2 separate regions of the Homo sapiens genome follow, and region 2 is linked to region 1. A link is a loop called in an ENCODE intact Hi-C map of the cell type or tissue named here. Cell type or tissue: gastrocnemius medialis. All regions are shown on one strand. Links, peaks and the distances in the headings refer to the core of each region. The heading gives the core; the rest is flanking DNA.

Region 1 (7,012 bases), core at 1,830-4,329:
CAGGGCAGAGGAAGCAGTCAGATATGCGTTTGTTTCGGGGGAGCAGAGGGATGACTTTGAGTTCTGTCCTTTGTCTGCACCTGTGAAGATAAGCTGTCCACTGACATTGCCAGGGTGAAAACCCAACAACTGCTCTAGGGTAAAGATCTTGAGCCCCACGGGGAATTTCCTTGTGCACAAATTGTGAGGGAGGTGTGTGGCTTTTTTGTTTGTTTTTTTTGAGACATTGTCTCATTCCTGCTGCCCAAGCTGGAGTCCAGTGGTGCAGTCTCAGCTCGCAGCAACCTTTGCCTCCTGAGCTCACGTAAAGCGATCCTCCCAGCTCAGCCTCCTGAGTAGCTGGGACCACAGGTGTGCACCCCTGTGCCCTGCTGTAGCCACCTTCTTTAGGAATAAAATGGGAGGCAGGTGTGCCCGATGCAGTTCCCAGCTTGCTCTCTCCCTTTAGCTGAGTGATTTTGGGGTCCTGAGATTCATTGTCGTTTCACAATACCTTGTTTCCCAAATTAGCAACCAAAGAGAGCGGTTATACTTGCCCTGGGGCTTTAGGGGGAAGCGCAGCCCACCCTGTGTGGACTCGCAGCGGAAGCAGAGGCTGCTCCAGAGACTGCGGTGCCTTCCTGTCCACCCTGACCCAGGAGCCTCAGTGTTGAGTGAGGGGCACTGGCTGTTTCTTGAGGGTGGGAAGGAACACCTTTTCAGCCTACTGTGCAGGGTTTTTTTTTAAGGCAGGATTTCTGTTACCCAGGCAGGAGTGCAGTGGTGCGATCACAGCTCACTGCAGCCTCGAACTCCTAGGCTCAAGCCGTCCTCCCAGCTCAGCCCCCTGAGTAGCTTAGACTACAGGCATGCACCACTAGGCCTGGCTAATTTTTTCTTTTTTTTTGTAGAGATGGGGTCTCACTATGTTGCCCAGGCTGGTCTCAAACTCTTGGGCCCAAGTGATCTTTAGCCTCCACTTTAGCCTCCCAAAGTGCTGGGATGACAGGTGTGAGCTGCCACTTTCAGCCCTACTGTGCAGTTTTTTTTTTCTTTTTCTTTTTTTGAGACAAAGTCTTAATCTGTCAGTTAGGCTGGAGTGCAGTGGTGCGATCACAGCTCACTGCAGCCTTGAACCCCCTCGGCTCAAGTAATTCTCCCACCTCAGCCTCCAGAGCGGCTGGGACTGTAGGCGTGCAACAGCGCACTGGGCTAATTTTTGTCTTTTTTTTTTTTTTTTTTTGATAGAGATGGGGTCTGTCTTTTTTCTTTTCTTTTTTTTTTTTGGTAAGGAGTCTCGCTCTGTTGCCCAGCCTGGAGTGCAGTGGTGCAATCTTGGCTCACTGCAACCTCTGCCTCCCAGGCTCAAGCGATTCTTATGCTTGAGCCTCCCGAGTAACTGGGACTACAGGCACACGCCACCACACCCGACTAATTTTTGTATTTTTAGTAGAGACGGGGTCATGTTGCCCAGGCTGGTCTCAAACTCCTGACCTCAAGTGATCCGCCTGCCTCAGCCTCTCAAAGTGCTGGGATTATAGGCGTGAGCCACCGTGCCTGGCCCAGATGGGGTCTTTCTGTGTTACCCAAGCTGATCTCAAAGCTAAGCTGGTCTCAAACTCCTGGGCTTAAGTGATCCTCCTGCCTCAGCCTCCCAAAGTGCTGGGATGACAGGTGTGAGCCACTGTGCCAGCCTGTGCAGTGTTTTTAAAAGGATTGGTGTAACAGTAACTTGTGTGAACACATTGATGTGGTCTGGGCCCTTCCCCGCATGAAAGGACTGATGGAATCCTCAGAACTGCAGGCATGTTGAGCGCCAGAAGCAGGGTCCTTGGGTCACTGACAGGCCGGCCTTGGTGAACACGTGCTGCAGAACACTACCTCCAGGTCCTCCCACATGTGGGACGCGGCGATGGCAGAGATAAGAAGGTGATGTGGCAGGAAAATTCTGAATCATACAAGGACGTGTTGTGCAATAGCTGCGTGAGCTCTAGCAGGATGTTCGAGAGAATGTCCTGGGGGCTCTTTGCCATGGGAGAGGGTGTTGCTGTGGGAAGTGTGCTGAGTTGTGTGTTCCTCGGCCCTCTGTGTGGCGCCTGCTTCCAGGCTGTGCGTGAGGCTGGCTTGTTCCGTCCTGGGATGCTGGCAGGAGTGTGGGTCTGTGCATTCCCATATCTTGTGAGGCATGTTCTCAGCATCAGCAGCCCCAGCTCCTTCCTCCTCGTGGTGACTGGGAGGCGAATGGGCCAGGGTGCTGGGTTTCCAAGAACACCTGCCTTGCTCTCTGTGGGGATCCACAGAGAGTTCACGCAGTGGCCCTGTCAGCCCTGAACATGGAGAGCCACTGCATGTGAGGCCTTGGGGGCATGTCTGGAGAGCCTGTCATGGCGTGGAGCTCACCGTACAGTCTCCTGGGACCTTGACAGACCGCACCAGGCCACATCCTGCGCCAATTAAACCCGAACCTCAGGGCTGATCCCGTTGTGGCCAGGAGGAAGAATGGATAATGCTGGGCCTGGGAGGGACCGGGAGGCCGAGTCCGAGGCGAGAGCCATGGGGTGGTGCTTGTTCCGGTTCTCCTGCAGCCGGTCTGTCCATCCTGCCTGCTGTGACTGTTCTCCAGCCACTTTCTCTTTTTCATTTTTCTTGCTGGAAAGCTGTAGAAGGCAGTGGGGTGGGAACGCTCCATCCACAGTGCAGGTTAGAACCTTGGAGGTGATGGCTTCGCCTGGCAGTGAGGTGAACAGAGCCTCCAGCAGTGCCGGGCGTGTAGCCAGGGCAGCTGCAGCAGGAGGACGCCCAGAGCCTTGGCTCTGAACAGATAGAACCATCGAGGCCGAATCGGGCAGTCCTCCTGTTCAGACCAACTGTGTGTCCCTTTTGTGAGACAGCTGGTGACCCCTGCTGGCACATCTGTGTCCCAGCCGTGAGGCGGCCGCTCCCTGTCCATGCCGGCAGTGCACCGTGCCCACGGGAAGCTCGGTGTGGGGGTTTGGAGCAGCAGCACGCTGCGTGACTCCCCAGGTGATGCCAGGGAGATCTGGATAAGGAGGTCCACATCTCCACCTTCATCTTCTTTCCTCAAGTCACTTTTCCTGGCACCTCACTAACCATGAGGTTTCACAGGAACCTTGGGGAGTCCCTTGTGTGCTTGGCCTGGGGACACAGGACTGTGTCGGACTGCTGGGGCCAGAAGGGTTTTTCTAGAGACCAGACCCAAGCAGCTGCTGTCCACCTGCCACGTGTGCCAGCCCCAGCCTTCCTCCCAAGTGAGTGGGGGAGGGAGGCTTCTGGGTGTTGCCGGGACCTGGCCGGGGGCGGAGTGGCTGAGCTGTGCAGGAGAGGATGGGGCGCAGGCATCCACAGGAGCCAGGCTGCCCTGTGGATGTGGCCGTGGAGCCTGCACCTTTCTCCCCCAGTCACTCCAGGGCTTCTCTGAGCCCGCAGCCGGCCAGCTCAGCGGCCCGGGGTTGGAAGGAACGCAACATCCATGCCTGCCTGGCGGTCTCAGCCTCTGAGGAGACGACACAGGGAGCTTTGGACGCTGCAGGTGTCTTCAATATTCATTTTCAAAATATCAGTCTTAAGTCTCAGCGGGGCCTTTTTCTAAACAGACGGTAAATGCAAAACCTCCCCCAGAGCAGCTCTGAAGGCAGCGCGTTTCTCTTCCTCCGTGGTGGGAGGAGGCTGGGCTTTGAGGGCGGGAAGCCCTGGTCGAGGCTGGACCCGCAGCCTGGCCCTCCCCAGGCGATGGCAGCCCCGGCTGACCCACAGCGCTCTGAAGACAGGTCCTCGGACACCCGCCCAGGGGCGCGTTTTCACCTGCGGAGCAGGGGTGCGGGGAACAGCTGGGAGGTGGGGGGGGTCCCAACCGCAGCTGAGCTGGAAGTGCAGAATTTCAACTGGCAGCGAGACTGGGCTTCCCAGAGCCAGGATGAGCCAGGATGTGTGGGGTTACCCTGCCCCCATTTTCCCTCCGCGTGGAGTGGGGCGAGTGAGCGGCTCACGCTTGGCTCTGAAGCTCCCTGGGCACGGGGGGCTGTGACTGGGCCAGGCAGGGGCGGCTCTTCTGGCGGCAGTGACAGAGCTCACGCTGCATCGCTGTGCCCCGGGGAAGACTTCACAGCTATGGATATTTAGGGTCCAGTTCAGTGTGTCACACACCAGAAACTTTAAATTTTTTTCTCAAATGTTCTACTTTAGTTGGCAAAGTATAATTCTTAAAAGTCATGGCGGAGTATTGGGTGCAATCCTCCTGGAGGCAGGAACGGGCTTAGCACCGGCAGGTTCTGGTTGGCCCTTTGCTGCTGTGTGCGTGGGTCCCTTCGTCTCTCCTCTCTCCCTCCAAGGTGGGATGTGGTACCCTGGGAGCACCTGTGCTGAGTCTCTCCTTGGTGTCCAAGGGGCTGGGATGGCCCAGGGTGCACAGGTGTCCCCGGGCAGCCTGCAGATGCTTCTCGACGACACGGCCCCTTTGAGTTCGAAGGTCAGATCTGGAAGCCACGTTGCCACACAACAGCGACTTCGCAGCACTGTCGCCATGTGTCCCGCTCTCTTGCCAGGGTCCAGGCAGCTGGGAAACAGCTTGGTTTGCTGAGAAGCCACGTCCTGGGTGTCCCTGTCCCAGAGCCCTCCTCGCTCCCAGCCTGCAACTGGGGCCTGGTCGGGCGCCCTGGCATGTTTCCTCCTGCTGCAGGCGTGCTCAGGAAGTGCTGTGTGTGCATGGCGCCCGCGGGCATGGCCTGTGTGCTGGGTGCTGTTTTACTTCACTCACGTCATAGAATCGCAGACAGCAGCCCTGCCACCTGTTTGTTCTGCAGGTGAGCACGTGGAGTTCCCAAGGGGAGAACTGGCCCCGGGCTAGGTGACCCCTCTCAGCTCAACAGTTCCATGTGATGCTGAGAGATGTGCGTGCATTCTCCTGGTGCAGCCATCTCAGCAGGGGTCCTGGGGTCCCCTGGCAGGACGCGCGGGCCGGGTGTTGACAATGGGGTGTCATAGGTCAAGCCTCACAGCCTGCGTTTACGGTGCTTGGTTAAATGGTCCCCAAAATCACGTTTCTGTGTTCAAAGTGTGGGGAAATAGGATTGGGGTAGAAGGTGACATCTGAGGCCTGCGCCTCCTCTTGGGTTTGCTGAATTCCAGAAACGATGGAGCCCTGTGGGCGCCGTGCTGTGGCTTTAGGATTTTGTGAGGCTTGCCCTCCCCTCTGGGGACACACAGGCTCCAGGCTGCGAGTTGCCCAGGTCTTGGTGTTCATTGGAGATGAATTTCTGCACTTGTGTGGGGGTCTTCCTTAGGCCAGCATCACCATCGTGGTCTCCAAAGACCAGAGCCTGGCCTGAGGGGACAGCCTGAGAGCAGGTTCCTTCCTGACCTCGGAGCCCGTTCTCTCTGTTGTGGTTGAGCCACATTTGAGCTCCTGGGGGCAGGCCCTGGGCCTGGCACTCAGCACTGGAAGTGGTGTATAGGCCAGTTTAATTGGAGAAGCTCCTGAATGTCTGTCGGTCTGTCAGTCCGTTGGGTTTCAGATGCATTTCAATGGCTGAGTGCTCCTCAGTGCTTGCGGGGAAGCGAGGAGGATGGGGCCGCCCCTGGCGTAAACTCTCTGCTGTGCCACGGGAGGGGTCTGCCTTGCTTTACATCTGCGCAGGGCTCGGGGCCCGAAGTGCTGGGTGCGACAGTCGTTTTAGGCACATTTTAGAGTTTGCGGAGGGACGAGGAATCCCACCACCTGCGGCCTCGCACACTTGCTCCTGGAGCTCTGACGCAGCTGCCTCCCTCACATCCACGCAGTGATTGCCACTCAAACTTTGAGAATCACAGTGGAGAACATTCTGTGAATATTGTTTTCTTGTTTTTATTCCTCAGCGTTCAAAACATTTTTTCCATATTTCTTTTTTTTAATGCATGGCCTTCCAATGACTTTTTCTGTATTTCAAAGATTAATAAAAGCACAACTTTTCAGAGCGTTGAGAAGCCGGCCCGTCTTGGGTGTGTGTGTTGTGCGGGGCCAGAGCTGGAGCTGCACTGGAGTGGCCGGGATGGCCCTGCCTTGGGCGGGGCTGTGGCTCCCGTGGGCGCCGCCGCTGCTGCCACAGATTTATTCCAGCACGAGGCGGAGAGGGGATGTCTTCCGTGTATGGACTCAGGAGGAAATCGCCAACTGGACCCAGAACCTTTCTTCCCCAGGGTGGCTCAGCTGGCTGGTTTTGACAGCGAACTTGTCAGCCCTGACCGTGATTTCAGTGGGGCACACTCACTCTCGGAAGAGGCGTGTTGACTGTGCCAAAGCTGGTGGGGCGGGGAGCCGCTTCTTCCAGGAGAGAGAGAGGGGTGATTTTCTGATGACTCACTTTTTTCCCACTCTTGGAGGATTAAGTTCTGGCCCCAGTGGCGCCACTGAAGAAAGGAGATAACCTCTTTCTCCTGCCCGGAGATGGCGCGTCTGGATTCAGGGAGATCGTGCGGCCAGCTTCCCTCCCTCTGCTCTGGATGGGGGCCGGCCGCCGCCGCTCACTCACGGCTCTCTCTCTCCCGCTGTGCCTGCAGGTGTGGCCGACGACGATGCCCTCGCTGAGGAGCGCATGCGGAGAGGCCAGAACGCCCTGCCAGCCCAGCCTGCCGGCCTCCGCCCGCCGAAGCCGCCCCGGCCTGCCTCGCTGCTGAGACACGCGCCTCACTGTCTCTCTGAGGAGGAGGGCGAGCAGGACCGACCTCGGGCACCCGGGCCCTGGGACCCCCTCGCGTCCGCAGCAGGTGTGCAAAGGGAGGCAGCCGTGGAGCAGGCGCAGAGTGAGACTTCTCTGGGTGCCAGAGGACAGCGAGGACACAAACCGCGCCTGGGCTGCTGTGTTCTGACCTGAGCGGGCGTGGGCGGTCGGGCGGGGCGGGAGGAGGTAGCCTCGCTCTGCTCCTCTCCCGCTCGCGGCGCCCCACGCCACGGTGGCTCCGGGCCCCCCACCGTTAAAACGGGGTCCGCGTGTCCTGTACGCAGCGTGTTGCTCCGCAAAGGATGACAGAGCTGCCACGG
Region 2 (7,012 bases), core at 1,849-4,348, 160 kb before region 1:
TCCCAGCACTCTGGGAGGCCGAAGTGGGTGGATCACCTGAGCTCAGGAGTTTGAGAAAAGCCTGGCCAATATGGCAAAACCCCGTCTCTACTAAATATACAAAAATTAGCTGGGCATGGTGGTGGATGCCTGTAATCCCAGCTACTGGGGAGGCTGAGGCAGGAGAATCGCTTGAACCTGGGAGGCGGAGGTTGCAGTGAGCTGAGATCGCGCGGCTGCACTCCAGCCTGGGCAACAGAGCAAGACTCCGTCTCCAAAAAAAAAAAGAGCATAAGTAATATTTCTTGACATGTGAAAATCACATGAAACCCAAATTTGGAACATAGCCACCCTCACTCATTGACACATTGTCCATGGCTGCTTTTGTGCTGCAGGGCAGAGTGGCATATGCGGTTATGAACTGGGACCCCCCAAAACTGTGCTCAAATCCTAATACCCCATCCTGTGGGCACGGCCTTGTTTGGAAATAGGGTCCAATAGCTGCGAGGCCTTGTTTGGAAATAGGGTCCAATAGCTGCGAGGCGTGAGTTCATGTGGTTTTCAGTCTCGCAGTGTGTGATCATTTGCCGTAGCCACCTTGGGAGACTAACAAACCTGCAGTTCCTGAAGGATTCACCATCCTTCTGTTGAGGAGGAGCATTTGTTGGCTTCTGTCTCACAAGAAGGATCTGTCTCTTCATAATTCCACGATTTCGCTCCTAGGTGGTCTGTTCCAGAGTTCTCTGCATGCTTAGTGCGTGCATTGAATGCCTGCACGGGATCCTGGAGCACAGTACCTGCCCACTGAATATCAGCTTCCATCTTCGGTACTATGAGGAGAAAATACCTGCTCTCTTAGGATTGGGTTTAATATCAAGTTGAGCATATGGCTCTTTGTTTGTAGAAGGCTTGTATATTCGATGCTAACGTTGTCACTGTTCTCTTTTGAAGGCTCTCTATGAGAACATGCTGGTGGAGCTGCCCTTTGCAGGCTTCTTTCTTTCCAAGTTGCTTGGAACCAGTGCCGACGTGGACATTCACCACCTCGCCTCCCTAGACCCTGAGGTGTATAAGAATTTGCTCTTTCTGAAGAGCTACGAAGACGATGTGGAGGAGCTTGGGCTGAACTTCACTGTGGTGAACAATGACCTGGGAGAGGCGCAGGTGAGGGGTCAGGAGGAGGATTCACATACCTGTATAGCAAGTAGCAGCATCTCCTTGTGTGTGGAAGTCCATTTGTGTTACAGCGTTTGACTTCCGCACATTTTAGTTAGAATGACTGTGGCTGTGAGTTAGACGTCGAAGCATATAGCTCCAAAGCACCTTAGCCCTGGCGTCTGAGCTGAGTGCAGTTCCTGCTCCCACGCATGAAGCCTGTTCCTGCCCGGCAGCCCCTCCTGCGGAGCTCCACTCTCGAGGCTGCGGCCCAGGCTTGCTGCTTGTCTGGCTCTTCCCGGTGCTGGGGGTGGCCGTTCAGCAGCTTCCCGGCAGGACCCCTTGCTTAGTCCTCACTCCTTGCCCGCTCAGAGCCACCTCAGCTGCTCCAGCACTGTCTAGGGGGTGTGTTCATTACCCATCTGGTTACTTTTGTTACTTATATCCTTTTTAAAAAAGAAAAAAGAAAGGTCTATATTAGAGATTCAAACTGATTTTCTTAATAACAGCTTTATCAACATGTAACTCACATACCATAAAATCTGCCCTTTTTAGTACATGATTGAGTGGTTTTTAGTATATTCGTAGAGGTGTGCAGCCATCATCACCCTAGCCAATGTTAGCACATTTTCCTCGGTCTACAGAGCAACCGTGCACCCATTAGCAGGCTCCCCCACCTCCCGCAGGCAGCCACCAGTCCACTCTGTCTCTGCATGGGCCTGCTGTGGACACTTCACATCGATAGAGTCTTTTTTTTTTTTGAGATGGAGTTTCACTCTTGTTGCCCAGGCTGGAGTGCAGTGGCGCAATCTCGGCTCACCACAACCTCCACCTCCCGGGTTCAAGTGATTCTCCTGCCCCAGCTTCCCGAGTAGCTGGGATTACAATGCGCCACCACGCCCAGCTAATTTTTGTATTTTTAGTAGAGATGGGGTTTCTCCATGTTGGTCAGGCTGGTCTCGAACTCCCGACCTCAGGTGATCTGCCTGCCTTGGCCTCCTGAAGTGCTGGGATTACAGGCGTGAGCCACCGTGGCCGGCACGACAGAGCCTTTTACGTGGTCTTCCTTCACTTGTAGTTGCATGGATCAGGACTTCATTCCTTTTCTGGCCAAATGATATTCCATTATATGGATATACCACAAGGTCTTTACTGGTTGATGGACATTTGGGTTGTTCCTATGTTTGGGCTAATAAGAATATTACTGTTATAAACATCCACATACAGCATACTAAAATAATTATTAATGAGTTAGTAACATCTGGGATTTGCTTCAAATACACTCTGTGCATCCATAATCTGAAAATCCAAAATGTTCCAAAATCCAAAACTTTCTGAGTGCCAACATGAAGCTCAAAGGAAATGCTGATTGGACCATTTCAGGTTTTTGGATTAAGGACTCTTACTGATAAGTATAATGCAAATATTCCAAAATTTGGGGGGAAAAAATACAAATCCAAACACTTCTGGCCCAAGTATTTCACTCAGATAAGGGATACTGACCCTGTGTGGTGAGAACAGGGGCAGGAAGTGGGGCTATCAGTTCCAGAGACTGGCCGGGAGGTGTGATGCCTGATGAACTGGCTGTGTGGGGTTGGGAGCTCATACACTGTTCTGTCTACTTTAGCATATGGGGCTTTGTTGTTGTTGTTGTATTGTTTTGAGACGGGGTTTCACTCTGTCACCCAGGCTGGAGGAGTCTAGTGATGGCATCTCGGTTCACTGCACCCTCAGCCTCCTGAGTAGCTGGGATTACAGGCGTACACCACCAAACCTGGCTAATTTTTGTGTTTTTTGTAGAGATAGTGTTGCCCTGTGTTACCCAGGTTGATCTCAAATTCCTGAGCTCAAGCGATCCTCCTGCCTCAACCTCCCAAAGTGCTGGGATTACAGGCATGAGCCACCATTCCTGGCTAATTTTTGTGTTTTTTATAGACATGGGTGTCTCCCTATGTTGTCCAGGCTGGTCTCAAAGTCCTGGGCTCAAGTGATCCTCCTGCCTCAGCCTCCCAAAGTGCTGGGATTACAGATGCAAGCCACCATGCCTGTCCAAGAGCCATATTTATTTGGTTACAACTTATTTAGTTGCTTTTGTTTCTGCATATTTTTCCATACCATAGAGCTGAATTTTCACCAATGCAAAATTTAGATAATTTGGCGGGGGGGCTGTTACTGTCATTAGGAAGTACTCGACATCCAGTGATGTCGCTTGCTGCTAGGTCTTGCACCACCTAGTGGCCTGATTTCTAAATGGCATAAAAGCCTTCGGACGGTGAGTGTTGTGGTGACCTGCCTGAGGCCTTTGCTAATGCGAGTATTTCCCATTTTTCCTTCTGAAATAAATGTTAATAGTGAAACGTCGCATATGCAAGAATTCCATTAAAGCACTGCCGATAATACTGGAATCTGTTAAAAGCAAAAGTGTGAAGTTAAGATGTTCCAGTTATTCATAGAGATTCCCACTGAGTTAAAAAATTATAGATAATGTATGAGAATAATTATACTAAAGAGCCTAATGAGAAAAATTAAGAAATTCACTAGTGAAGCACCTAATTTAGAGGGAGATCTTAAGGATTTCTGTAGAAATAAATAGGTAGTCCTCCTTACAAGTTTTTAAGTTTATAAAGTATGATTTAAAGACTTGTAATATGCAAATACTTTATTGTGTCAGCAGGTTATGTTAATTAATCATCCCTTTTAAAATATGGTGCTGCTCTCAAATTTGTTTTTTTCAGTGTAATCAATTTGGCTGTTAATCTGTTTAATAGTGACCATGAAATTTTAGACGACTAATTTACATAGAACTCTTTCTAGCAGAAAATGCTAAGGGTTTAAGAAGGACCCACAAATAATCATCTGTTAGGTAGAAAAGATTGGACTTGAGTCACGACACCTTGGTTCAGGTCCTGGTTTGGCCGCTTTTCTGTGAGGCTTAAGGAAGTCACAAGACCCCTTCCTCATCTCAGACGGGTGTGAGTGCCGGAGGATGAAATGAGCTAATGGAAGTAGGTCATGTATGGTGGTGTCTTGTGGGGCTTTATGGATTCCAAGTGAAAATAGACTTTCTGGAGGAGCAGAAAGGACAGCTCTTGGTATCTTGCTGTCCTGAGAACTGCTCCAGTTAAATATATTTGTATTTAGAGGAAATTTTAAATATGTCCCTCAGATCTGAAATTTAGCACTTATGTGACATGATTTTTAAGTACACATAGTTGTTTAGGCTTAGCCTGAGAGAGAATTTTAAATTAAAAGTAGTGTAACCGTTTAAAAGTTATTAGAGGGGCTGGGCGCAGTGGCTCACGGCTGTAATCCCAGCACTTTGGGAGGCCAAGGCAGGCAGATCATTTGAGGTCAGGAGTTCAGACCAGCCTGGCCAACATGGTGAAACCCTGTCTCTACTAAAAATACAAAAAACTGAGCCGGGCGTGGTGATGTGCACCTGTAATCCCAGCTACTCGGGAGGCTGAAGCACAAGAATCTCTTGAACCCAGATGGTGGAGGTTGCACTGAGCCAAGATTGCTCCACTGCACTCCAGTGTGGGTGACAGAGTGAGACCTTGTCTCAAAAAAAAAAAAAGTTATAGAAATGTCAGTTTTCTCTGATCAGGCAAGGTAATTGGGAGCCTTGGAAGTTCCTTTAACTGATAACTTCACTGGTCCTTTGTCTTCCAAATCATACAAGTACATCATCATTTATTACCTGCCTCTAATCCATTTAAAGGAAGGGGTGGTATTTTATACATTGAAATATAATAGCTAGCCTCCTGAGGCTTGGTTAACAGATGGACTGTCAGCTGAGTACAAGCAAAGGAATTAAGATAATGAACACAATCTTTAATCAGAATGAAGACAATGGAATTGAAAGCCCATTCTTAGGCTTGATGGTTCCAAACCTTAGGAAGTGAATTATTGAGAATAATTGTATCATCCTTTAAAATGTGAAACGTTAAAAGAAGCAGATCTGGTAAGTTGAACGTTCAAGTTCAATTTGAACATTCTGTATAAAATGAGAACCAGCAAACGAGTCTCCTATAACCATCAGCTGTAGGATGACTTAAGTCAGGCTCTCTAGCACATTTGTGAAACAATCTTTCTGTAAATGGTAAGAGACTGGGACATCAGTGCCATTGCCCAGAGGCAGCAGTCTTGTCTGTTACTCTGGGAATATTAAAGCTACCAGGAAAACTGAAGGCTGTGAAAAGAAAAGAATGGAAAGGTAGGGAAGTTGAAATGTCTTTGTTCATTTATTTTGGGCTTATTTTATATTTTCATTGTCCACAGTATAGGTTGCCCTCATCTAACCCCAGGAATGCAGTTGGGGTGTTTTTGTTGTTTTTTTGTTTTGTTTTAGAAATACAGGTGGGGGTCTTGCTTTATCTCAAACTCCTGGGCTTAAGGGATCCTCTTGCCTTGGCCTCCCACAGTGCTGGGATTAGAGGCGTGAGCCACTATACCCGGCCTGTTTTTTTGGTTTTCTTAATAAATACTTTTTAAAAATTTTTTTATTTAAAATACACTCTTTATAAATTATGATTACATGTTTATATTGTATTTTGCTCGTGTACTGTTTTGTATTTATGAATTCATATAATCATGTAATCACAGCAATTCCAAGTCAGACAAACAAATATCACCATTTTATTAATGGCCAAAAGTTTCAAGGTGTAAAGTGACTTGTCTGTCATACAAGTGGGGGACAGTAAGACCCAGGTCTGTGTTTCCGCTGTGTTGCTTTTCTCATGAGCACTCTTGTGGTGTTTATGGGAGCTCCACGTTATACCTGCAAATTCTGTGAGTATAGCCACGTACTAATAAAAAGTGTTCTTACTCACTCTGTTTATATACATAAGAAATTGGCTGATCTGTTATCACTGATCGTTACCACCACCCTTTGTATCGTAATTAAAGTGCTTTATAGTAATGGCATTGTGGAAGCACACAGGTAAGTGTGTGCTGCTTATATGGATGAAAATGAGAAATCACTTTACTACAGCCTTTGCGTTTCCTCCAGAATGAGTCGCTTTTTCTCTTCTGACTTAACGGTGATTGTTTGCTTCATGTCTTTGCCCTCTGTGATTTCTCATTTTTGTTTAAGTAAAATTGCCATGGTGACATTGCTGCACAATTCCCTAGTGCTTCGGAGGAAACATGGATGGTTAGTGATCTTAAAGACAGAGTAAGGTGCTGGGCTTCGGAGACTCTTCCTGGAGGTGCATCTTGGCATCTGCACAATGCTGTGCATACTCGGGTACTATTTCGTATTTAGATTCTTGTTCACAAAGCATCAAGTCCTATTTCCTTAAAACATTTGTTTCTTGCTTTTTTTTTTAACCTATTATCATACTTTGAGGATTTTGAGATCCTTACGTTTTGTATTCCCAGGTAGTTGAACTAAAATTCGGTGGGAAAGACATCCCTGTCACCAGCGCCAACCGGATTGCGTACATCCACTTGGTGGCAGACTACAGGCTGAACAGGCAGATCCGCCAGCACTGCCTGGCTTTCCGCCAGGGCCTTGCCAATGTCGTCAGCCTCGAGTGGCTCCGAATGTTTGATCAGCAAGAAATTCAGGTACCCTACCTGCTGACTTTCTGGGACACGCTTGTCACAGGAAATGAACAGGCTTTCTTAAAATTTACCTCAAATGTTATTATTTGAACTTTTTTCCTTAGGTATTAATTTCTGGTGCACAAGTTCCCATAAGCCTAGAGGACCTAAAATCCTTTACAAACTATTCAGGTATGTTATCACTGCTAGTTATTGTTTCTGAAAATGTTGCAGGTGGTCATATTTCCAAAGTAATTTTTATTTTATTTTAATTAATTTATTTATTTTTTTTTTTTCAGACTGAGTTTCACTCTTGTCGCCCAGGCTGGAG

What was found. Hi-C counts contacts between places; a loop is a spot of excess contacts. Peaks named below come from ENCODE experiments on the same cell type or tissue, not always from the same donor. Only the 100,000 strongest peaks of a DNase experiment are listed, where the experiment ranks them.
Region 2: it touches region 1 in a loop (5-fold over the local background); 6 of 110 quality-filtered maps call a loop at or near these places.

The regions. Positions count from the first base shown.
Region 1 is chr7:157,403,264-157,410,275 of GRCh38, forward strand. DNAJB6 (DnaJ heat shock protein family (Hsp40) member B6) reads left to right here. Exons shown (of 10, transcript NM_058246.4): 9 at 6,532-6,738. Among named protein-coding and RNA genes, the nearest start is that of DNAJB6, 70 kb to the left of the region's middle. RefSeq lists enhancers at 2,598-3,267, 5,124-6,123, 6,124-7,012. In gastrocnemius medialis, for the core only: a CTCF peak has its summit at 2,892 (motif pointing left); DNase peaks (open chromatin) are centred at 2,008 and 2,828; H3K27ac peaks cover 2,358 bases.
Region 2 is chr7:157,247,438-157,254,449 of GRCh38, forward strand. It overlaps UBE3C (ubiquitin protein ligase E3C), which reads left to right. Exons shown (of 23, transcript NM_014671.3): 19 at 931-1,143; 20 at 6,517-6,705; 21 at 6,807-6,873. Among named protein-coding and RNA genes, the nearest start is that of DNAJB6, 86 kb to the right of the region's middle. In gastrocnemius medialis, for the core only: a CTCF peak has its summit at 3,373 (motif pointing left); no DNase peak of the experiment used is centred there.